3 separate regions of the Homo sapiens genome follow, and regions 1 and 2 are each linked to region 3. A link is a loop called in an ENCODE intact Hi-C map of the cell type or tissue named here. Cell type or tissue: mammary epithelial cell. All regions are shown on one strand.

The links. A loop is a pair of places that touch in the nucleus more often than their neighbours do. Peaks named below come from ENCODE experiments on the same cell type or tissue, not always from the same donor. Only the 100,000 strongest peaks of a DNase experiment are listed, where the experiment ranks them.
Region 1: a loop joins it to region 3, with 8 times the contacts of the local background. A loop is called at or near these places in 2 of 110 quality-filtered maps.
Region 2: it touches region 3 in a loop (13-fold over the local background); 13 of 110 quality-filtered maps call a loop at or near these places.

The regions. Positions count from the first base shown.
Region 1 is chr13:100,038,223-100,046,222 of GRCh38, forward strand. No RefSeq gene overlaps it. Among named protein-coding and RNA genes, the nearest start is that of LINC00554, 44 kb to the left of the region's middle. In mammary epithelial cell, a CTCF peak has its summit at 4,928 (motif pointing right); no DNase peak of the experiment used is centred here.
Region 2 is chr13:99,437,479-99,445,478 of GRCh38, forward strand. No RefSeq gene overlaps it. Among named protein-coding and RNA genes, the nearest start is that of LNCARGI, 8.7 kb to the left of the region's middle. In mammary epithelial cell, a CTCF peak has its summit at 4,993 (motif pointing right); no DNase peak of the experiment used is centred here.
Region 3 is chr13:99,652,507-99,660,506 of GRCh38, forward strand. All of the region lies in intron 1 of CLYBL (citramalyl-CoA lyase), which reads left to right. Among named protein-coding and RNA genes, the nearest start is that of MIR4306, 13 kb to the left of the region's middle. RefSeq lists enhancers at 2,607-3,806, 5,707-5,796, 5,807-5,856, 6,737-7,252. In mammary epithelial cell, CTCF peaks have their summits at 3,793 (motif pointing right), 5,679 and 6,300; DNase peaks (open chromatin) are centred at 2,945 and 3,215; H3K4me3 peaks cover 885 bases.

The DNA.
Region 1 (8,000 bases), 390 kb after region 3:
TGATCTAGAATAGTCTCTCACCTTTTATTTTCTATTATATTAACTCTTTTTTTTTTTTTTTTTTAGACGGAGTCTTGCTCTGTCACCCAGGCTGGAGTGCAGTGGTGTGATCTTGGCTCACCACAACCTCCGCCTGCTGGGTATAAGCGATTCTCCTGCCTCAGCCTCCTGAGTAGCTGGGATTACAGATGCATGCCACCACGCCCAGCTAATTTTTGTATTTTTAGTAGAGACAGTGTTTCACCATGTTGGCCAGACTGGTCTTGAACTCTTGACCTCGTGATCTGCCCGCCTCGGCCTCCCAAAGTGCTGGGATTATAGGCATGAGCCACTGCACCCGGCCCTACATTAACTCTTTTTTGAAGAGTTCAGGCTGCTTTTCTTATAGTATGTCCTACATTCTGTGTTTGTCTGTTTCATTATGATGTTATTTAACTTGCTGTATCCCTTCTCTTCTATAAATTCATTGTGAGTCTAGAGACTTGATTAAACACAGGTTAAATATATAAAGTCATTTTTTCCCATTATTAGTGATGCTATGTTTGATCACTTAAGTGGTCACTTGCAGTAAGGTAGTAATTGCAAATTCTATCAGAAAGGTACATTTTCCCTTTGTACTTACAGGTAAGCTATGGAGTGATACTTTGGCATTGCACAAATATTCCTTCACCCAATGATTAAACATGCGTTTATTTATTTATTTAATAGAGAAGGGGGTCTTGCTATGTTGCCCAGGCTGGCCTTGAACTCTGGGCTCAAGTAATCCTCCTGCCTTAACCTCCCGAGTAGCTGGGACTAGAGGTGCATGCTGCTGCACCTGGCTCCTAAACATGCATTTAACTGTCTTATTTGGCTTGTCCTGGTGTGGAGTTGATTCATATTTATAGGCTTAAAATCAGAAGACACCTCCATCTAGATTAGTGCTTCTCAACTGGGGGAGGTTTTGCCCCTCAGTGATAGTGTTTCTCAACTGGGGGTAGTTTTACCCCTCAGTGAACATTTGGCAATGTCTGGAGATATTTTTGGTTGTCACAACTTGGAGGTAGGGGTGCTACTGGTATCTAGTGGGTAGAGGCCCGGGATGCTGCTACACATCCTCCAGTACACAGGGCAGCCCCCTACAGCAAATAATTATCCTGCCCAGAATGTCAGTAGTTCCACTAGTGAGAAACCTTAATCTAGACATTGGATTAAGCTTCTTTCTCACACGCAGTTCATTGGCCTTTTTGGAGATGCTAGTAAAGTTTTAGAAATTATCTTCAGAAGTAGAAACCAAGCAGATGTTAGAGTCCATCAAAATCTTCCCATAATTCAAACCAGGCAGATTTTTACTACCCACCTGTTCTGTTTTTCCATTTCCTTTATATATGTCCTCTCGATGTAAGGATTTAAATTGCTTTTCTCTACTGTCAATAAACAAATACATCACGAAAGGATTAAAAAACAGAATTAACACATCTAAGCATTTTGGTCCGATTTTGTGTTTCCTAGAAGATTTTGGAATGTCATCTTAATAGCCCCAGAGCCAGAGAAGAGAAAATGGGGAAAAATAAATATCAAGTTAAGAATTTACCATTACAAAAATGGCCCAGAGAGAGTGACCAGAGTTCAGGAAGGGGCAGGAGAGTGCAGAGGGCATTTCCACTCTCACACCTGTAAGTTATTAATGACCTTTGAAGTGATTGTTGATGGAAGCACTTGTACATTTGAGCTGCTTCATATGTATACGTAGTGTATTCAGAGAACTGCCTAGCTTCTGGAGCCCTGAAATATCTTCGAGCTGAATCAGAGATCAAACAGTAAAATCCATGACTTGGGAATATCGTATAGCCATGTGACATGTGGAAGGACCGAGAGTGTGAGAACCAATGCCTAAATAACTACACTGTATATCTTTAACTCCAAGAGACTTAGCATTGCTTTGATAACTTTTAAAATAGCAGTCTCAGAAAATAATGTCCTAGAGTTTCAAGAAAATATAGTAAGATATAACACTTTATACATTTATTTTGCGTGTAAATGCCTAAGCTTAGAAGATTAGAACCTAATTACCTTATTTTCATTCAAATTGTCACTAGATAGCTTGTACAACATTTGCTCCTTTTATGTTTTGAATTCCCACGACAAGGACATTGCCTTTCCTGTTGAGAGCTGAGTCAACAATTTTGTTTGCATTTAACAAAGACGGAATCACTTCAAGTCTAATTTTCTCTGTATACTAGGGAGTTAGCACATGAATGCATTCATCAACTACAGTTTCATTTTTAGAGGAAGCAGCAAAATACCCAGGTTTGTGACTTCAATTTTTATTTTTCTCTATTAATATTTTAAGAGTTATTTTTCATACTTTTTCACTAACATATCTTTCTAACTTGAAACAGCTGTTGACATGACATGGTATGAAGAGACCACTCCCTTCAGTGGGAAATTATAGAACATGATTTATTTCCAAAGTATAATTTTTTTTTTTTTTTAACATGGAATCTCGCTCTATCGCCCAGGCTGGAGTGCAGTGGCACAATCTCGGCTCACTGCAACCTCTGCCTCCCGGGTTCAAGTGATTCTTGTGCCTGAGCCTTCTAAGTAGCTGGGATTACAGGCACCCACCACCACACCCGGCCCAAAGTATAATTTTAGGAATTATAACTCAATAATTTAACTCTATTTATCATCATTTACATTATTTCCTGTATTGGCTCAATTTCTATAAAATATAAAAAATTGAAAAAAGAGATGTGGCATAGTATATATCATTTAAAAATATTATTCTCTATAAATGGGATGAGAGAATTAGGAAAGGAGAATCAGAAGACAGAATAATTATTCTAATATCTAGAGTCCTTTGTATTGTCACTGTCAGCAACTTTTCTCTATCTTTGAAATTCTCATTCGTTATGAAAGAGACTCATTTAGAGCAACACCAAAAGCTAACAAAGATAGTAAAAGAAATGTATAGGGTCATCTCACTCATAAATCCTAAGTAAAATCTAAGCAAATTGAATCTAGTGATTAATAAGAATGATAAATACATCATTACCAAATTGGACTCAACCCACGAATGTAAGGTAAAGTGTAATGTTCAAAAATCAATTCTATTGTCATTATTAATAATATATGCCATTTACTAGATTAAGAGGATAAAGTATTGAAAACCATATGATCATCTTAATAAGTAAAAAAAAAAAAAGCCCAATCTAAATAAGCTAGGAATATGAAGAAACTTCCATAACCTAGAGAAGGCTCATTCTCCTCAAGAGACAAGTGCAAGAATGTTAATACTATCATTGTTTAATAAGGACAGAAACACAGAAGCAACACAAATGTTCATCAATAGTAAGCTAGATAAATAAATTACAGTATAATCAGACCGGGCGTGGTGGCTCATGCCTGTAATCCCAGCACTTTGGGAGGCCGAGGCAGGCGGATCACCTGAGGTTGGGAATTCGAGACCAGCCTCACCAACATGGAGAAACCCCGTCTCTACTAAAAATATAAAACTAGCTGGGTGTGGTGGCACATGACTGTAATCCCAGCTACTTGGGAGACTGAGGCAGAAGAATCGCTTGAACCCAGGAGGCGGAGGTTGCCATGAGCTGAGATCATGCCATCGCACTCCAGCCTGGCCACAAGAGTGAAACTCCGTCTCAAAAAAATAAATAATATAAATAAATAAATAAATAACAGTATAGTCATACATTGATCTGTTTTTTAGCAATGAAAATAAATGTGCCTTAGCTGTTCTCATTAGTAAGAATGATCTAAAAAATGTAATATTGAATGGAAAAAGTAAGTCACAGAAGAGTAAACAATATTCTGTTTGTATCAAATGTAAAACAGGCACATTTAAATTATACATTGTTAAGCTCAACATATATATGTCATAAATCCCTGAAGAAAATGATTGAACAATTATTATAAAATTCAGGATCGTAATTACCTCGGGTGGAATGATGACTGGGAAAAAGCATGATGTGGGGGAAGGGTGTCAAAGTATTGATAATGTTCTCTCTCTAAGCTACATCCTCGGTACACAGGTGTTTGTTATTTTCTAAGCTGTGTGTTCATAATATACACTTTTTTATTTGTGTATAATTTTTTTCATATTGAAATGGTTAAATAGAAGACATTATTATTGTATGACTCTTGGTCCCTTTACCTTTATCAGGGATACATATGAATCATATTCTTGAATAAGAGAGAGAGAGCAGACTTTTTTTTAAATAAAAACATTTTTATTTGGAAATGATTTCAAACTTACAGAAAAGTTGTAAGAATGATATCAGAAATACCTATTTACCTTTTTTTGTTTTTTGTTTTTTGAGATGGAGTCTCGCTCTGTGGCCCAGGCTGGAGTACAGTGGCATGATCTTGGCTCACTGCAAGCTCCACCTCCTGGGTTCACACCATTCTCCTGCCTCAGCCTCCCGAGTAGCTGGGACTACAGGCACTGGCCACCACACCCTGCTAATTTTTTGTATTTTTAGTAGAGGTGGGGTTTCACCGTGTTAGCCAGGATGGTCTCAATTTCCTGACCTCGTGATCCGCTCGCCTTGGCCTCCCAAAGTGCTGGGATTACAGGCGTGAGCCACCACACCCAGCCTTACCTATTTACCTTTTATCCAGATTTACTTACTGTTAACATTTTATTTCATTTGCTTATTGTTAGGGATTTATTCTTTCTCTGTCAACATATATATATTTTTTTCTAAACTATTGAAGAATAAACTACATACATCACGCCCCTTTGCCTCCAGATACTTCCTTGTATATTTCCTAAGAAAAAGGACATTCTGTTAGAAAGTCACAGTACAGTTATCAATGTCAGGAAATTTCCCATTGAAACGATACTTTTAAAAATAATCTACCATCCACATTCCAATTTGTCAACTGCCTAAATAATGTTCTTTATAGCATTTGTTTTGTCCTCCACTAGAGGTTGCAGTATCCATATCACATTTAGTTGTTATGTTTCTTTTTTCTTTTCTTTTTTTTTTTTTTTTTGAGACAGAGTTTCGCTCTTGTTGCTCAGGCTGGAGTGCAATGGCGCGATCTCAGCTCATGGCAACCTCCGCCTCCTGGGTTCAAGCTATTCTCCTGCCTCAGCCTCCCAAGTAGCTGGGATTACAGGCATGTGCCACCATGCCCGGCTAATTTTGTATTTTTAGTAGAGGTGGGGTTTCTCCATGTTGGTCAGGCTGGTCTCCAACTCCTGACCTCAGGTGATCCGCCCACCTCGGCCTCCCAAATTGGTGGGATTATAGGCCTGAGCCACTGTGCCTGGCCTAGTTGTTGTTTCTTTAGTCTCTTGTCTGGAACAGTTCCTGAGCTTTTCTTTGTCCTTTATGACAATGATATCTGATTCTTTTTTAACAAGAATGATTCTCATTTTTAGTTTTCTCATGATAATATTCAGGTTATGTGTTCTTAATTAAAATGCTACATAAATGATATATTCTCAGAGTATCACATTTTTAGGTGCACCAATATGTCTGTTTCTCATCATTGATATTCATTTTGATAATCTGACTAAGGTGTTGTGCAGTGTCTTCACTCTTAAGAGAGAGGAATTTTTTACAAGGCTTTCTTTGGCAAGAGCTGCTGATGGGCTTTGAAGCCTACTCTCCTCTAATGTAGAGAAGTAGACACTTTATTTCCCACTCATCTGAAGTTAAAAGAGAAAGGCTTCAATAAGACCAACTGGAAAGCTTAATATGTGTTCTCTTAATTTATTTATCAGGTCACAGTTCACTAATGTCTGATTCCTCCTGGGGACATTTTTTTTTTTTTTTTTTTTTTTTTTTTTGAGGCAGAGTCTCGCTCTGTCGCCTAGGCTGGAGTGCAGTGGCGCGATCTCGGCTCACTGCAACCTCCGCCTCCCGGGTTTATGCCATTCTCCTGCCTCAGCCTCTCCGAGTAGCTGGGACTACAGGCGCCCGCCACCACGCCCGGCTAATTTTTTTTTGTATTTTTAGTAGAGACAGGGTTTCACCGTGTTAGCCAGGATGGTCTCGATCTCCTGACCTCGTGATCCGCCCACCTCAGCCTCCCAAAGTGCTGGGATTACAAGCGTGAGCCACCGCGCCCGGCCAGGAAATCTTTTTTTTTTTTTTTTTTTTTTTTAGACGGAGTCTCACTCTGTTGCCCAGGCTGGAGTGCAGTGTTGTGATCTCGGCTCACTGCAAGCTCCGCCTCCCGGGTTCATGCCGTTCTCCTGCCTCAGCCTCCGAGTAGCTGGGACTACAGGTGCCCGCCACCATGCCTGGCTAATTTTTTGTATTTTTTTAGTAGAGGCGGGGTTTCACCATGTTAGCCAGGATGGAGGAAATCTTGACATTAAGAGAAAGGCTGTAATCCCAGCACTTTGGGAGGCCAAGGTGGGTGGATCATGAGGTCAGGAGTTCGAGACCAGCCTGGCCAACATGGTGAAACCTCGTCTCTACTAAAAATACAAAAGTTAGCCAGGTGTGGTAGCGGCTGCTTGTAATCCCAGCTACTCGGGAGGCTGAGGCAGGATAATGACTTGAACCCAGGAGGCAGAGGTTGCAGTGAGCTAAGGTCACTCCAGCCTGGGCGACAGGGCAAAACTCTGCCTTAAAAAAAAGAGAGAGAAGGGCTGCCTTGCAGCTTGGAGGTGGAACAGAGGAGAGTTACTAGTAGATTGGAATTAGCCTGTTATTCCAGAGTTTGTTAGGCAACGAGTGCTTAAGTGTTTCCCATGAACCAGATGTCATGGGAATTCTTACTTAATTAAAAGTCCCATAGTTGGTTTGAATCACAAACATAGTCTCAATTTCATTTTAAATAAAAATGTCACCTAGGCTGGAGTGCAACATCTGTCCCATGAAAAGACAGCCTGTTTCGGGCCATTTCATAATCTGACTCAAAGGCCACTGAAAGGGTGAACAGGCCTAGCAGGGGAGAAGCTGGCAGAAACTCACTGAATTCCTAGTGGTTAGGAATGAATAAGGTCCTTGAAATAGAGTGCATTTTTTTCTGTTCAAGGGAACTGCAGGTGAGAGTCTGACGATGATTTGTGGGAGACATCTCCTAAGAACCTATAAAGCAGTGGTCTCCAACCTTTTTGGAGACGATTTTTCCATGGATGGGGTGGGTGAGGGGTGGGGGGATGATTTCAGGATGAAACTGTTCCACCGCAGATCGTCAGGCATTAGATTCTCATAGGTAGCACACAACCTAGATCACTCACATGTGTAGGTCACAATAGTGTTTGCACTCCTATGAGAATCTAATGCTGCTGCTGATCTGACAGAAGGTGAAGCTCAGGAGGTAATGCTCTCCTGCCTTCTGCTCACCTCCTGCTGTGTGGCCTGGTTCCTAACGGGCCACTGACAGAGAGCAGTCTGCCACCCAGGGGTTGGGGACCTCTGCTATAAAGGACTCCAAAAGAGAAAGAGTCAGCTTTCAATTTCTGCAAGCCCAGAAAGCATGAAACCATCTCATGACCTTATGGGTAGAATAAGAACATTGCTGTCCTCCTCTGTGTGGAGAAGGCCAGGTCAGAAAGAGAGGTTAGTAAAATCACAGTAGGCAGGGTAGCAGCTTGAGGGGAGAAAGGACCGTGTTCCCTTCTGGCACTAACGGGCTTACCCCACTGCAGACCCCATCCGTGGGAGAGGACAAGATCTACCTTCAATTAACTTTGCAGCGCATTATTTTATGGGATCAAACATTTTTATTTAAAATGAAATTGAGACTACGTTTGTGAATCAAACTAACTACGAGACTTTTAATCACGTAAGAATGATCTGAAAAGTCATGCCACTCCTTGAGTATTCATTGAGGGGCAGAGTAAAAACATATCTGGATAAATTGTATTTATTTACTTGTTTGAAGAATTTATTCATAGTGCATTACATGACCCAAAATAAAAATGATATGAAAAGTATGCATTATGAGAAATCTCCTCACATCTGTATCCATCCACCCAATTGTACTTCTCCTCTTACAGGTAAACCTTACATGTTTAATGTTTGTTGTTC
Region 2 (8,000 bases), 220 kb before region 3:
TGTCTTAAACGCAAGATCCATGCAGGCCCCTTTGAAAGAAAATACTTTCTTGTGAATTAAAAAAAATAAAAATAAAAAAATAAAAGGAGACTTCAGTTTGAGAAACTGCATTAAAAATAAAACCCTGCAAGGGCAGGAGATCGGCAGGCACATCCCACCATCAACACAACACGGGCCTGACCCTGCAAGCATCGTGCTTCCCTAGAACGCACCATCCAGTTGGTCCAAAAAAAGACCTACTCATTTTTTAAGATTATCATGGACTTGAAAACATCACCAAATTTAATTCCCGAAGGACATGTGACAAGGCACCACCTTCCTCCCTCCACTCTGCCAAGCATTTTTAATGGGCCTTGGTGTAATAAACCCTAGTCTAGAATATGGGAAAAGAATAAAGTCATAGGTGTCACTTTGTCCAGTTAATAGTGATCATAATCACACTTCTGGTTGGCTAGTCCTTTAATCTTCCATTTATAAAAATTCCCTTAATATCCACATGCAGAAGAATGAAATGCCTCTTATCTCACACCATATACAAAAATCAACTCAAAATGGATTAAAGACTGAAACATAAGACCTGGAAGCTGTAAAAGTACTAGAAGAAAATATAGGGGGAAATCTTTATGATGTTAGTCTGGGCAATGATTTCTTGGATATAACCCCAAAAGCACAGGAAACAACAGTGGAAATAGATAAACAAAACTGCATCCAATTAAAAGGCTTCTGTGGAGGAAAGGAAACAACAGAGAGAAGAGATAGCCTACAGAATAGGAAAAAATATTGTAAACCCATGCATCTGATAAGGGGTTAACATCCAAAATATATTCGGAACCCAAACAACTCAATAGTAAGAAAAGAAATAATATGATTTGAAAAATGGGCCAAGGACCTGAATAAACATTTATCAAAAGAAAGCATACAAATGGCCAACAGGTCTATGAAAAATTGTTCAACATCACTAATCATTAGAGCAATGCAAATTAAAGCCACAGGGAGCACCACCTCACACCTGTTAGAAAGGCTATTACCAAAGAGATGAAAGATGTGTTGGTGAGGATGTGGACAAAAAGGGAACCCTTGCACACTCTTGGTGGAAACGTAAATTTGTACAGCCATAATGGAAAGCAGTATGGAGGTTCCCAAAAAATGAAAAATAGAATGGATATGATCTGGCAATCTCACTACTAGGTATATATCCAAGGACAACAAAATCAGTATCTTGAAAAGATACCTGCATTCCCATATTTATTGCAGATACTTGTTGCCCTCTTCCAAGGGCTCTAGGGGAGGATCCTTCCTGACCTCCTCCAGCTAAGCTTGTGGCCACGTGGGCTTGTCACTCTGACCTCTACCTCATCTTCACATCACCTTCTCCTCTGTGTGTCCTCACATCTTCCTCTGCCTCTCTCTTAAAACAACTCTTGTGATGACATCCAGGGCTTATCTGGCAATAAGACGGGACGCTCTCCTCATCCAAAGGTCCTTAGTCACATCTGCAAAGACCTTTTCCCGAAATAAGGCCACATTTACAGGATCCATGGACTATGATGTGGACTTACCTTTGGGGAGCCATTTTTCAGCCTACCACGTGTGGGACGCAACAGACAAGCTGCGCTCGCTTGAGCTGAGACTTGTTGGAGCTGTTCACCCTCCCCAGGGCTGGAATCAGAGGTGAGGCTGACAGCACGAGGACAAGAGGCTTTTGACAGGACAAAGTGGGACAGAACTGTGCACCTTTGGCCAAAACAGCAGAACTGGCATGATAACCATGCAAGCAAGTCTCTGCAATGTGAAGGACTGCGCAAATGTTCCTACTCAAGTGCACCTACTCAAGTGTGGCACTGGCTTGATTCATTTCTGCAGGAGAGAGCCAGTTACCACTTACCAGTTCTGTCCAGGGAGGCATAATTAAGATAACCTGGGATTGACAGCTGCTACAGCTTCTTCTACACGGGTTTGCTTTTCACTCACCTTTGACGTTACTGGAATAATTGCAGCAGGTGCCTGCCTGGTCGTCAAATCTTGTCCCCAAAGGGCAAATCTGCCCGTGCTCCATCGTATCGGGGACATCAGTGGCTCCCAGTGCCCACCGTCCTTCTACAGTGCTACAGGGTAGCGCTTCTTTACACTGGCAACCCCTTAGTTTCTTAGTCCCCTGCTTATGGGAAGTGGGGATTTGAAGACACGAGGGGCAGAAAGACAGACTTTCATAGCATCGTAACACACTGCTGTTGAAAGTCAGTGAATATTAGACAGAGGAGGGTTTATGGTGCGAGATTCTCCACTCTGGGACACCGGAAGCTCTGAAGACTTCGGACCAGAGCAGCCCTTCCGTGATGGTGCTGGATCGACCCCTGTTCTGTGCTGGCTACGTAACCACTGGCTGAATGGATAAATGTATCAAAGACAAGCTAGTAACAGCATTCGTAATTCAAAAGTACTACCAAATTGTGATCAGCTTACTGCATATGGTTATGCATTGATGTCGTCCAAAATTCGGAAGGTGCAGAAGGATGCACGCCCCTCCCCCAGGTCTTGGTAGTGGCAACCAGTGTCACCAGCATCACGTGTATCCTCGCAGGATATCTTCTGCATCTATGAGCAAAAACGTGCACGCACCGCTGCTTTTTTCATTCTTGATAGCTTAGAAATCATTCCGTAGGAGGGAGGGGCATTCAGGATGCTACCCCAAAACATGTACCTTGGCATAGTGAATATTTTAAGCTGAAGGAATTTGAGAACTGGTAAGTAGAGAAAGGGTTCCCTGACTTTCCCCTGAAGCAGGTCAGGAGACCCTCATGTGAGAGGGAGACAGGGGGACCCCAGGAACAATCTGAATGCACAGACCTTGCTAACTTTCCCCCAGTTTACTACTCTTAGCTCATACCTTTTCTGTCCTACCACATTTTTCTATGACTCAGCATTCTATCAAATCAAGGCTAGAAACACTCAGGTTTAAGCATTTCTTCAGGTCCCTATTTCCTTATGAAGGCTCCCATGTCAGGTAACATTTAAATAAATTTGTATTCTTTTCTCTTGTTCATCTGTCTTTTGTTACAAGGGCCCCAGCTGAGAACCTAGAAGGGTAGAAGGAACATATTTTTCCCCCACCTACAGTAGTGTTTTAAAGGAATTCCTTTATTCTTTTTTTCTTTTACAGTTGCCTATTGTTTCACTGTATAGCTGTGCTATGTGGACATTTTGTTTCCAGCCTTTTGCAAGCCAAAGAGCAATTAATTACCTTTTCAAAATAATATTCATTCATGCAAGGGTATCTGCAACAAAAAGAAGTGGATTTTCAAAAGGTTTCAAAAGGTATGTGTATTTGCAATTTTGATAAATATTGCCAGAATGACTGCCAAAGAGGTTATACCAATTTACACCCTCCCCCTGCAAGAAATAAGAGTTGCCAACAGAGTATATTATCAAATGTTTTAATCTTTGCCAATCTAATAGATAAAAATGACATGAGTATAATTTTAATTTGTACTTTTCTTATGAGTAAGATTGCACATCTCTTTATATGTTTAAGACCCTTTTGTACCTTGTATCTGTGAGTAGGTAGGTCATTTCCTTTGACCATTTTGTTGTTGTTCTTTTTTTCTTATTGGTTTGTATCTAGAGCTCCTTATCTACTAGGGAAATTAAGCCTTTGCTGGAATATTTGTAGAATGAAGTAGAAATTACACAATGTTTAAGCATTTAAAATGTTTCTTCTCTCATTTTGTGTATAGTTAATTGTAATAGCATAATTGATTATGCAAGGTCGTTTTCTTATTTATTTCTGGAGATTAGATCAATCCATTGATTTTAAATGTGGTACACTTTCCCAAGTTTCATTTTTGCATGAGTTAAATCTTTTTGTGGTGCTTAACTTGCGTTCTCTGAGATTTTATTAATATTTTGGCTCATGCTGTTTCCACCACCTGACATATGTCCTGATGGGACCCATCCTCCCAGCATCCTAAACCCAAACCAAGCCCCCCGGCCTTCCTAAAACGTGCCCCACTGCTCCCATCCACACAGTCTCTCCCTTCTCTGGGCCTCTGGAGGGATGAAACACTGAAATTCATGCCACAAAGTCTCACACTGCTGGGTAGTGTTCTTGGTTGTTTTGCATGTATAAATCTCATCCTACTTTGACAGAAAACTTCTACCAAGAAAGGAAGCGCATCTTTCATGTCTTCACATTCCTTGAGATTCTCCTGGGGACAGAGTATGAACATGAGAAATACTTATTAACTTAAAATAACTTCTAGAGGATCTTAATCTATGCTCCAGGGATACAATTCAGGGTGTCCTGAATTATATTATTATATTACATTTTTGTGATATTAATTTATATGCTATTACTGCTGGTGTCCTCATAAGAAGAGAGAGACACAGAGTGAAGACGGCCATAGAAAGACGGAGGCAGAGATTGGAGGGTTGCCGCCACAAGCCAAGGAATGCCTGGGGCCGCCGCAAGCTGGAAGAGGCAAGAAAGCCTCCTCTTCTGCAGGCTGCAGAGGAAGCATGGTCCTGCTGACATGTTGTACTTAGACTTCCAGCCTCCAGAACGGTCAGACCATACACTTCTATTATGTTAAGCCACCTAGTTTGTGGAACTTTTTAGGCAACCCTAGGGAACCCACAGACACACTGAGTATAAGTTTATCACCAATAGAAATCACGGATGTTTTCATGCAAGATTATGGTTGCTGCAGATATCTGCAAATGTTGTTTAAGCTCATCACTACTTTGAAATTATAGTGGTTATTAGACCCAAAGCGAAATATTTTAACTTAATTGGGTAATAAATAACTTATAAATTTGTTTTTAAATATTTTGATATTTTCATAACTTTATTCAATATAATGATTTTCCTTATGATTCTCTTTATCTTATGCATTTTAAAGCATAATTCCGGGAGGAGGTCTGCAGGCTTCACCAGAATGCCAAAGGGGTTCCATTAAGTTCGGCCTGAGATGCAGTACTCCAACATATCCAGAAGAGGGCACTAGAGCACCTAGGCAAAGTTTCCCAGAAATTAACACTGATCATTTTACTGTATTTCCCTATATTGCAGATACAGAAATGTGCTTTAAATTCATATTGTCTTTAGAATATTATGTGATCAGAATATGGAAATACTTTCAGGCCTGCCTTCCTATTTGTTTGTTAACTTAAATTTTCCATACCATTTTTTCCTTATTTTTTTTTTATCGAGGTAAAATATACATACATAATTTACCGTCTTTACCACTTTTAAGTGTGCAATTCAGTGGTAATAAATACATTTATATCTTTTTTCATACCATTAAAAAATGCTGACATGAACAGTTGGTGTTGAAGTTATTTTTAAACTGTAGCCCATAGCTGGAACTACTTTGTAATTCCCACGTCTTAATGAAAATACGAAACGAGCATAAAATGGAAATTAAAATAAAGAATAGACCGGTCGCGGTGGCTCACGCTTGTAATCCCAGCACTTTGGGAGGCCAAGGCGGATGGATCATTTGAGGTCAGGAGTCGGAGACCAGCCTGGCCAATATGGTGAAACCCCGTCTCTACTAAAAATACAAAAATTAGTCGGTCATGCTGGCGGGCGCCTGTAATCCCAGCTACTTGGGAGGCTGAGACGGGAGAATCGCTTGAACCTGGGAGGCAGAGGTTGCAGTGAGCCAAGATGGCGCCATTGCACTCCAGTCTGGGCGACAAGAGTGAAACTCTGTCTCAAAAAATAAATAAATAAATAAAATAATAATAATAATAAAAGAATAGCCTGAGCATGTTACAGATGTACACAAAATACGCACTAGTGTGCATCCATAGTGATGATGGCAGTGTGGGTGCCCTGCAGGAGAGAAGGACCTTCTAGGTTCCTGTCGAGCCCAAATAGAACATTCTCCAGAGACGCCCTTAGTGTATGCAATGTACTGCAGCCCTTTTTTTCTTTTAAAACAAAAAAAAACAAAACAAAACCTTTCAAATAGCGTTTTCTGAGAGTCTGATGGCTTTGATATTTGCTCAGTTATCCCAAAGAACTGACTTGCTGAGCTATTCACCTGCTTATGGTATGCAGCGATTTTGACCTGGAGGCCAGTTCGAAGGCAGGACATTTTTTTCCCCTTCTCTTTCTCCCATCATCTATCCCAGAACCCACGGCCCTCCAGAGACAGCAAATTCGCAGCTTTCTGTCTGGAAGAACAAGATTGGAGAAGGAGGACCAGGCACTCCTAGGGGGAGCCCCACCTAATTCTGGCATTCAGCATGCTGGGCGAGGCCTCTGAATTAACAGCAAAGTTTCCTAAGCATCGCAGAAGTGCGTCCCAGCCCCCGGCTATCCCTGCGGTCAGGATATAGGGGAGAAATCGTCCCCAAACCCCGAAACTCTACATAGAGCAGGGCTCCCTCCTCACCGAACTGGATGGCATAATTTTGGTTTTAATGGATACGACTTCAAATCCTAATGTAAATCCTAAATGATATTGGTGTTGGGGCTCAGAAAACGATGCGCCAAAGTATGGCGCTTTGGCAGGCCGAGAACCGTGAGCTAAAGCAGATTGGAAGGCCTCAGAAGAAGCCTCAGAAGCAACGTCTCTCTGACCTTCTCCTGCCTTCCTGACCTGCCACCCGCCCCCATCACCCCCAGACAAGCCCTAGAAACCAGAGTTCCTCTTCCCCAAGGCAGCCATAGAAACTAGAGCTCCTCTCCTAAAAATAAAAAGCAAGCCGTGGAAGCTAGAAAGATCGCTCTCCCTTCTCTCTGGAAGACCCTCATTCCAGAGAGGTTCTGCCCACACCCAGGAGGAAGGAATGTTGCACAGAGAGGCCGAGAAGTATCTGGAAGACAGACCCTGCTGGGTTCCGCACGCAGTCTCTCGCCGTTAGATCACACCCTTTCGTCCACTCCCATTTCTGCATGGCTGTTCACTCTTCATTGAATTTAAGCATCAAAACAGTATTCCCTGGTCTTAGAACTTCCTTGCTGAAGGCTCTGTGTCACGTAAAACTTTGATTACATAAACTTGTGGCCGGGCACAGTGGCTCACACCTGTAATCCCAGCACTTTGGGAGGCCAAGGCAGGTGGATCGCTTGAGCCCAGGAGTTCAAGACCAGCCTGGGCAACATGGGCGAAACACCATCTCTACTTTTTTAAACAATAAATACAGGCCGGGCGCAGTGGCTCACGCCTGTAATCCCAGCACTTTGGGAGGCCTAGGCGGGAGGATCACAGGGTCAGGAAATCGAGACCATCCTGGCTAACACGGTGAAACCCCGTCTCTACTAAAAATACAAAAAAACTAGCCAGGCGTGGTGGCGGGCGCCTGTAGTCCCAGCTACTCGGGAGGCTGAGGCAGGAGAATGGCGTGAACCCGGGAGGCGGAGCTTGCAGTGAGCCGAGATCGTGCCACTGCACTCCAGCCTGGGAGACAGAGCAAGACTCCGTCTCAAATAATAATAATAATAATAATAATAATAATAAATTAAAAAAATAAATACGTGCATAATGAAGTTGTTATGCTTTTCTCTGGGTAACCTGCCTTGTTAGAGCCGTGTTGTCTGTGATCCTTATGATGGGGAAAAAGGGATCACACTTTTCCATCCCTACCGTTTCTGCCACCAACCCTGGGGTGCCTGAGACACCTGACTCCACCGCAGAGCCTGCAGACGCCATGCTGGGACAATTGACAGAATGCCGGCAAGGAAAATCTAAGACTCTTTAAAAGTTTTTTTAACCAAGGCCAGCTCTCCCAGATCTCTGCTTGCAGTGCCCGGTTGAGAATGGAAGGTAAAATTTTCTCTTTATTCCTTCCTTCGCAAATTCAGATTAGCAGGAGAAAATTATTTGTATGAACTAGTTTTTGGGGATTGTGACTCTGGTGATTTTTTCTTGGCATGAGAACTCTTGTTTTATGATCCCTTCCCTCTCAGAGATGGTCTTTGTTTTACAGAAACACCAAGAAGAGAGCCTAACAGAAACGCGGGTGGGACCCCGTATGCAGCTAGCGTGCCA
Region 3 (8,000 bases):
AGACCAGCCTGGGCAATATAGTGAGACCCTATCTCAATTAAAAAAATAAAAAGCAGATATCCTGGGAAGGGATAACACTATAGCCCCTGCTAGCCAGCATTGATTTGCCAAAAGTAGGACCTGTGGGTGCAGGATCCAGAGTAGCCATGGATGGATGAGGTGCGAAAGGGTCCCGAATGTTCCAGCAATGCTACCCAAATGGCAAGTGGTGTCGTGGCCTCTTTCACCTCCATACTCAGGGAGAAGCCACTCAGAGGCCTCCACATAACAGGCAGGCTCTCGCCTGGGTGTCGGAGGTGAGGATGCTACTGAAGCTTATTGCTTCTTAAGAATCAATCAAATCAAAACAATGGATGCCCTTCTCCCAAGTGGAAGGGCTGTGCTGGCCACCTTGTATGACTGACACAAAGTTGGGAAGAGTTGCAGTCATGAGCTGGGGAGACACACCCTAAAAGCAGATGAGCTGGTGGCGGTAAATAACACTCCCATGACGACAAGTGGGCTTTGCACGTGTGTGGTAGCAGGGCATGGCCCTGGGGGAGGTGGGGCTACCTGAGGAAAATCACAGGAGGCAGGAATGTATACTGTTTGTTGGGAAAAGACAAGCCAATCTGAAGGGCAAGGGTTTGTAGAGGGGAGTGGTGGAGAGTGAGGTTGGAAGGGTGTTTGGGTCCAGTTGTAGACAGCCTTGAATTCTAGGCAAAGACTTCAGATGTTGTTTTCTAAGCACTAGGAGCACCTGTGGATGTTTCAGAATGGGAGTATCATGATGGATGTACTATTTTTTAAAGAGCAGGAATAAGCAGCAGGCCACTGCTAAGGAATCTGTGTCATGAGGCTGTTAGCCTGGGGACAAGGAGGACCGGCCAAAAAAAAAAAAGTCCTGTATATAAGGGGGAGCACCCAGCACACTTAGGTTCCAGACCTCCATTCCTAGCAACTCACCTGTAACTCCTGGCAGGGGTCTCTGCCTCCCTCTACTCATCCAAAGATCATGGTGCTTGTTCACCAGCCTTATGATGATCCAAAGAAATAGTGATCTTTCATGTTTAAATAAACCTACTTAATTACGTGCATCTGTTTGGAAATTCAGACACACCACATGAGAAGCTACTGGGACTTTTTTCTCCTTTTCTTGGCTTCTCATTTGTTCTCTAGCTTTTTCTTTTTTTTTCATCCTGGCCAGTTATTAACCTTCTCCTCCACTTTTGAGTCTCATAATTGTCCAGATCTCCCAGGACGCTGACAGTGTGGTTTTGGTTCACTTGTTCCTTCTCCTGCTCAAATTTCAATTGATTCAAGGGTGATATGCTGGGTATGATGGGCTGGACATGCCCATTTTCATTCAACTCATCCATAACTAGGATATAAGTGAGGATACAGATTTGGGTGTTATGGCCAAAAGATCTTCAAATACAATGACTTTATCAAGGATAATTTCTTCCCCCCTCACTTGAAACATGGTTAGGTGGTGCAGGGCTGATAACGATGGCTCAGTGAGGTCTCAGGCTCCTTTAGCTATGGTTCTGCCAACCTCAGCACATGGCACACATCTTCCCCAAGGCGGCTGCTTGGTTTGCTCCCACCACGTGGGGTAGGGGGACACATGCCTTCCTTTATGGGGACACTATATTTCTGCTCACCCTGACCACATCCCATCAATCAGAACTTTGACCCATGAATACACTCAGATGCAGGAGAGGCTGGGAAATGTTTTCCTTAGCTGGGCATCCATGGACCTCTCCCTGGGTCCATCCTAGAGAGTGGAGTAGCAGCATTTGCACCCCAGACCTGAGGGGTAGCTGAGGCTGGGCTGGCAGTGGGGAGTGAGGCCAGGAGCTTGGATGTGCAGGCTGGCATGTCCCACACATATGGGGCAAAGAGGAGGGGCTGGCTGGGGCTCGTGTCCTCCTCCGTACCCTCATCCCAAGCCCCAGTGCGGTAGGGTGGGCTGCTCCAACCCAAATCTTCTTCTCCCAAGTCTTCTCTTTCCCAGCATATTATGCTGCTTCCATTTCACCATAGTTTCACTCACTATCAAGGTCTCCAAAGCAATCCCATCATCTACATATTACTTGATTGTTGTGTACAGGGTATTGGGTGAAAATGAAGGTGGGCAGAGCACATAGCCTCCAACCTCAAAGCCAGTAATGTGCCAGATGAAAGGTAAGTCACAGTCTTTAGATTCAGTAGCATTTTAACAAAACTAAAATGTCAGGCCGGATGCCGTGGCTCACGCCTGTAATCCCAACACTCTGGGAGGCTGAGGCGGGCTGATCACGAGGTCAGGAGATCTAGACCATCCTGGCTAACACGGTGAAACCCTGTCTCTACTAAAAATACAAAAAATTAGCTGGGCATGGTGGCGGGCGCCTGTAGTCCCAGCTACTAGGGAGGCTGAGGCAGGAGAATTGCTTGAACCCGGGAGGCAGAGGTTGCAGTGAGCCGAGATCGCGCTCCGAAGTCCATTCTTTCTGTGCAGTGGCTGATCTATCAGAAGAAGAACCCCCTTCCCCACCAGGCCTAAGAACCCATGGGAGTGATGGCCCAGCACTATGGTGTTGCATTTCTTTCTTTTTTTTTTTTTTAGACGGAGTCTTGCTGTGTCATCCAGGGTGGAGTGCAGTGGCGTGATCTCGGCTCACTGCAATCTCTGCTTCCTAGGTTCAAGTGATTCTCCTGCCTCAACCTCCCAAGTAGCTGGGATTACAGGCACCTGCCATCATGCCCGGCTAATTTTTGTATTTTTAGTAGAGACGGGGTTTTACCATGTTGGCCAGGCTGGTCTTGAACTCCTGACCTCAGATGATCTGTCTGCCTCGGCCTCCCAAAGTGCTGGGATTATAGGCGTGAGCCACTGCGCCTGGCCTGGTGTTGCATTTCGTTACTGGCAAGATGATGTATGCTCTTTCACGTGCCCACATGCAAAGGTGTGACTCATGGAATGAAGACAGCTCAGCAACCTCTAGTTGCTGGGACAGAAATGCAAGTCAGTGGGCTCTGGCCTTTCTCCCAGGCTGTGTTGCCACCTTGGTGGCTGGAGGGGCGCTACTAGGGGGTGTGCTTGGCAGAGCCTGGGGTGGCGTCCTCTTTCATCCCACTAAATAACACATTGGTGGCTTGATCTGCCATGAAGCTGACAATCAGAGCAAGTATTTGAAGCCTGGGAAGCTGTGTGGGCCTTGCTTGTGGGACCTGGTGTCAGCTGATGACGTGGCCCTGTCTGGGTGCCCGTGAGTCAGATGGCAGGGATGGCCTGACATCATGAACACTAGCTCCACCTACGTCACATTGGACTTGACTCTTTACAGAGCACCTAGGAAGAGATATTGATGAGTGAACCATTGCCCAGTCATCGAGTTAATTATTTCCCCCCAGAAAGGTTAACATACTGAGGACAGAGAGGGCATGTGTAGGCGGCAGGGCGCACTTTTCATTTAGTCTGGTTCGCAGGTGCGGTCAAGACGATTCCTTATTGTCTTGGAGCCAGCCCTTTTAAGCCTTCCTGCACAGCTCTGTGACAGTCTCGCGGGGAGACCTGTGAGGCCACTTTCCTTTTTTCCAGACCCACCCCCACCTTTGAGATTATCACTCTTCCTGCTTTGTTTTCTGAGGCTTTTTGGCTTTTTAGTTTATTTGTAATTAGAGCAGAAAAGGTACAGTAATCGGATAGAAGGGTTGGGAGTGATAGAATGAGCCAGGATGCGGTGGAGAAATGGGGTGGAGAACCCCCAGACCTTAGGGTGGCGTGTTTGTCAGGGAGTAGACCAGGGTGCAGTTCTAGGCAGACCACTAGATGGCACTCACACATTGGTGTTCAGTCGGGTCCACGGCACTTTCCACTTTGGGCTTCTGTAAAATCTCCCCATGAACTAGCCAAAGCTTTGTATCTGTCATCCCGCCATTTGTCCCTCTAACCTCTCTTGATCGTCTACAGATAGGTATATATATATGTTCCTCTCTAGTTCATTTTTCTCTTAACATTTAGTGACCTTAAAAACCTGGCAGAAATACCTTCAAAGCCTCCCACCTTGTTAGCTGCATTGCCGCATTTTTACTGTTCTCCTAAGCCAATGTTTACATGGCAGTAAATCCATGTTTAGAGTAGGTAATAGAGAAACCTGTTTCTCTCTCAGTCACTCTGAGGGTATGTTTGATAAAGAAATGGAAATTGAGAGGATGAGTTATTAAAAGGATTAATAGGTAACAAATTTTTTTAAAATTTCCATTCAAAATTATGGGTTGGTAAATTGTAAGATACTTAAAATTAATGAGTTGTTTTATCAAATCATTTTCTGTTGTTAGAGAATTTTCAGCAAGCTGAGATTCAAATGCAAAATGTCTTATTGCATACTGCTGGCTCTAGGAAGGAGGAGGGACAGACAGGAAATCATGGTTGATGTTATCTTTACCAAGGTGCATGTGGTGTGAAAGCAAAACCCCATCTTAAATTCATCATCCGTTCTGATGTTGCACAGAAATGAAAATTAATTTCTATATGTCAACTAAAATGGATTCTGCTCCTGCCTGGTTCAATTCTGTCTTAGCTGCGTGGACATCTTGGGGAGCTGCTCTGATGGTACATGCAGACGTGCTTCATCTGTGCACTTCTTAGCTGAGATAACAGTGCTCCGAGCCCCACTGTTAAGGTTAACCTGTATACTGCAGAAGGACAACAGATGGAAATTCTGGTTTGCAGCCACTGCAGAAAAATAAAAACATGTTCCAAAGGGAAAAGGATCTTGTATTTCTGCGTTTGAACCTTTGATCCGCATTCACATCTGAAGGGAGGGCTAAACCTTTTGGTGGAGACACATGGCTTTGCATCTGTGAAAACACAGCTGTATAGAGCAAAACAAAACTAGTGGAAAATACAATGGTTTTGCTGTGTCAGGCTCACCGCTAATGCTTGAATTCTATATAAATATTGTCTTTTGATAGTTCTTTCAAAAATCTTTCTTGACTTTCCATATAATTGTCCAATAATGTTATTCTTTTAAATTCAGATTTGGGGCTTTTTAGGATTAAGGCACAAATGTCTCTTTTCTTTTAAAAAGGCAGTAAAATAAACAGATTGTAGTTAGATCATAATAACATCTAAATTTTGACCTAATTAGAGGGGGAGATGGGGAAAAAAACTCTTTAAAAGAAGATTAAGGTAAAGTTCTAACTTTATCCTTGATTCTGAATTTTTTTTCTTTTTTGGAAATATTGCATACATTTTATACTGCAAGTTACAATGTGAAGGGCCTTTGAAGCACTCTAAAGAGACTTAGCTGCTTTGTTTTGAGCAATTAAGGTTTGTTATTGAGTGAATTAAGCAGCTCTGCTGTGGCTCATCTGTAAATAGTGGTCTTCAGCGAGTTTCTTGATCCGCTTTTCCCAGGAACAGAAGCCAAGTCGGCTTCCTTAGGAGCTGCTCGCCCTGAGTCTCCATGTTTCCTCGCAGTCCGGGGCAGAACCCAAGCCCGTGCCTTCCTCGCCCTGCCTTCGGAGTTTCCTGCTATTGACCTGGCGGGGCGCGCCAGCCCTCCCTGCCCGCTGGTGCCGCGGTCCCTCTCGGCTGCAGCAGTGGGGCACAGGGACGTCATGGACAAAAGACGAGGATGCCAGTTCGATGTGCGAGCAGAAGGCCGCCTGCGTGCGCTCTGCAGAGCAACCGGCCCGGTTTCATAAGGGGCCGCCGGCAGGGGACTGCCATGGCGCCCCCTCCTACCCTTTTTGGCACCAGCAGCTTCATCCGCAGGCCCACTCGGGGTGAATAGTGTGGGAGCTCTCAAGAGAAAGAATTTTAGGTTTGTCGATAGTAATCACCACCTTCAGCGCTCCTCCCACTGCTGGAGAGACCGCGGACTGGGTGACAAGTCTTCCAGGCTCCCAGAAAGTTTCTGCTGCAAAGCGCAGGGTCCGCCTCCCACTTCCAGGAGGGACCAGGAGGGAACCATCGCGAAACCCCGAGGCTGCCGGGGACTCTGACTGAGGCCTTTCCTCCTGTGTCCCTCTCCCCCACGCCGGCCTCCCCTCCTTTCAACTCTCTGCGCTTTGAAACCGCGGAGTTGGGGTAGCTAGGCCCTCCAGCCCGGCGACAGGCCTCGGCCACAGGCAGCGGGGCGGGGTGTGGACAGGAACAAGGAGGTGGGGTGGGGAGGAAGCCTCGGGCAGAGCAGGTTCTCTGCGGAGTTTCGGCAGCCGGGTTTATCCATTTTGATTAAAGAAAAGTAAAAAAAATCCCCCAAAACCAAACAACAAAAACCCTCTCCCAACCCCCAACCCGCCTCCACAGCTGCATTTTGTTCCTGGGACTGTTGGTGTCACCAGAGCCTCTTTTTTTATGCAATCCTAGACTCCATTGCAAAGGACTTGTAAAGCCTATTAATTTTTCAGGCAAAACAGATCAAGCCTGCCTTTGATGCTGCTGTTTCCTAATTTAGTATTCAAAGGTAAAGAATCCTACTACCGTCTCTTCACTTTTTACATAATTAAAAGAGATTTTTCCCCCAGGGGCAAAGAACTAGTTGCTTAGTATTTTTTGAAGTGAAAGGTCTAACTTTATATCACATCTGTTTTTATGCTCTTTCCTAAACATAACCAATATTTACTCTTTGCTGGTACTTAGTTGCATGCTATTCACCCTTGCATTTTAATTTCTGACAGAGAGGGGATTAGTATTCCTCTTCTAAATCATCCTCTAAGCTATGTGTGTGTGTGTGTATATATATATATGTATATATATGCGTGTGTGTGTGTATTTCTCCTCTAACAAACTGAGAGTGCAATTTAAAAAACTGTAGAATCAGTGATTGCCCTAACTTGTGCATGACTCTTGATTTCACACAGGAGCATTCAAAAGTTCCGTTAAGTGGGCTTTCACAGGTTTCCATCTGCTGTGTTTAATAGCAAATTGCGACCCTTCAAACCACTTCAAGGCCTTTTGTGTTCTTATCTGTGCATTTCAATACTTGCTGGGGAAGTGCCTTCAGTTTCACTACATATGCAAAAAGCCAGGCTTGAATTTTTTGACACCCCCTTTTCATTTGTTGGTGGAGTCCTGTTTTCTATTGTTTGCTTGTTGATGTTGGCAAAAGTCATTTATTTAATGATGCCAGGAATACTATGCCCTATTCTTTATTGGCAGGAAATCCTAAAACATCCGGGAGTAGTTTAAAAATTAATGCATGCCGTTGAAACTTACATATTGGCATAGTTTTATTTTCCCATCATAAGGTAGATGATATTTTAAAGGTATTATATAGTAATAGTCACCAGAAGCCAATTAAAACCACTAGGATTCTATCAAAAACCTGTTTGGCGGCATAAATAATTGATATGTGGAAATAAAGCAGCATTCTCTGGGCAGGGGCCTCCTGTACAGACCTGGGTGGCGTTAGCAGTCTCTCTTCTGTGAACCAGGGGGCGATTTCTGGGCATAATATCACCTGGATTTAAAAAACTTAATAATAAGGCCACACACGCATTTTTAAAAAAACTTCCCTTGCCTGTGGAGACAGAGAGGAGATAGCGATGTTATTTTCAGGTGTTTGAGCTTCTTAGAGAAAAAGAAACAAATACCAGACTCCTTAGGAGCTAGGTGCGAATGGAATAAATTGAGGCACTCCAGCGACACATCCAGCTTGTTTTAAATGATGTGATTAAAAAGGACATCTGAGAACAAATTTATGAAGTTGTTATGGCAACTGAAATACTTGGATTGAAATGTGTGTATCTAAAACATGAAAGATTGCAGGAAGCCGGAGAAACAAGCAAAGCATTGTGTTTGGGAAAGGCAATTGAACAGTGGTAGCCAAATATTATTCCTCTGTCGGTCATCCTTCAGGGTAACTGCCTCGGTTTCCACTTTTAAAAACGTGTGGTGATTGATGCTTTCATGGACTCTGTTGCCCCAAGTCCCCAAGCCTTGTACCAGCGTTTGCTCATTGGTCCTTTGACCTGTTGAGAACACAATCTCTGTATTGTGTTCAATGCAGGGATGCATTTAGAGT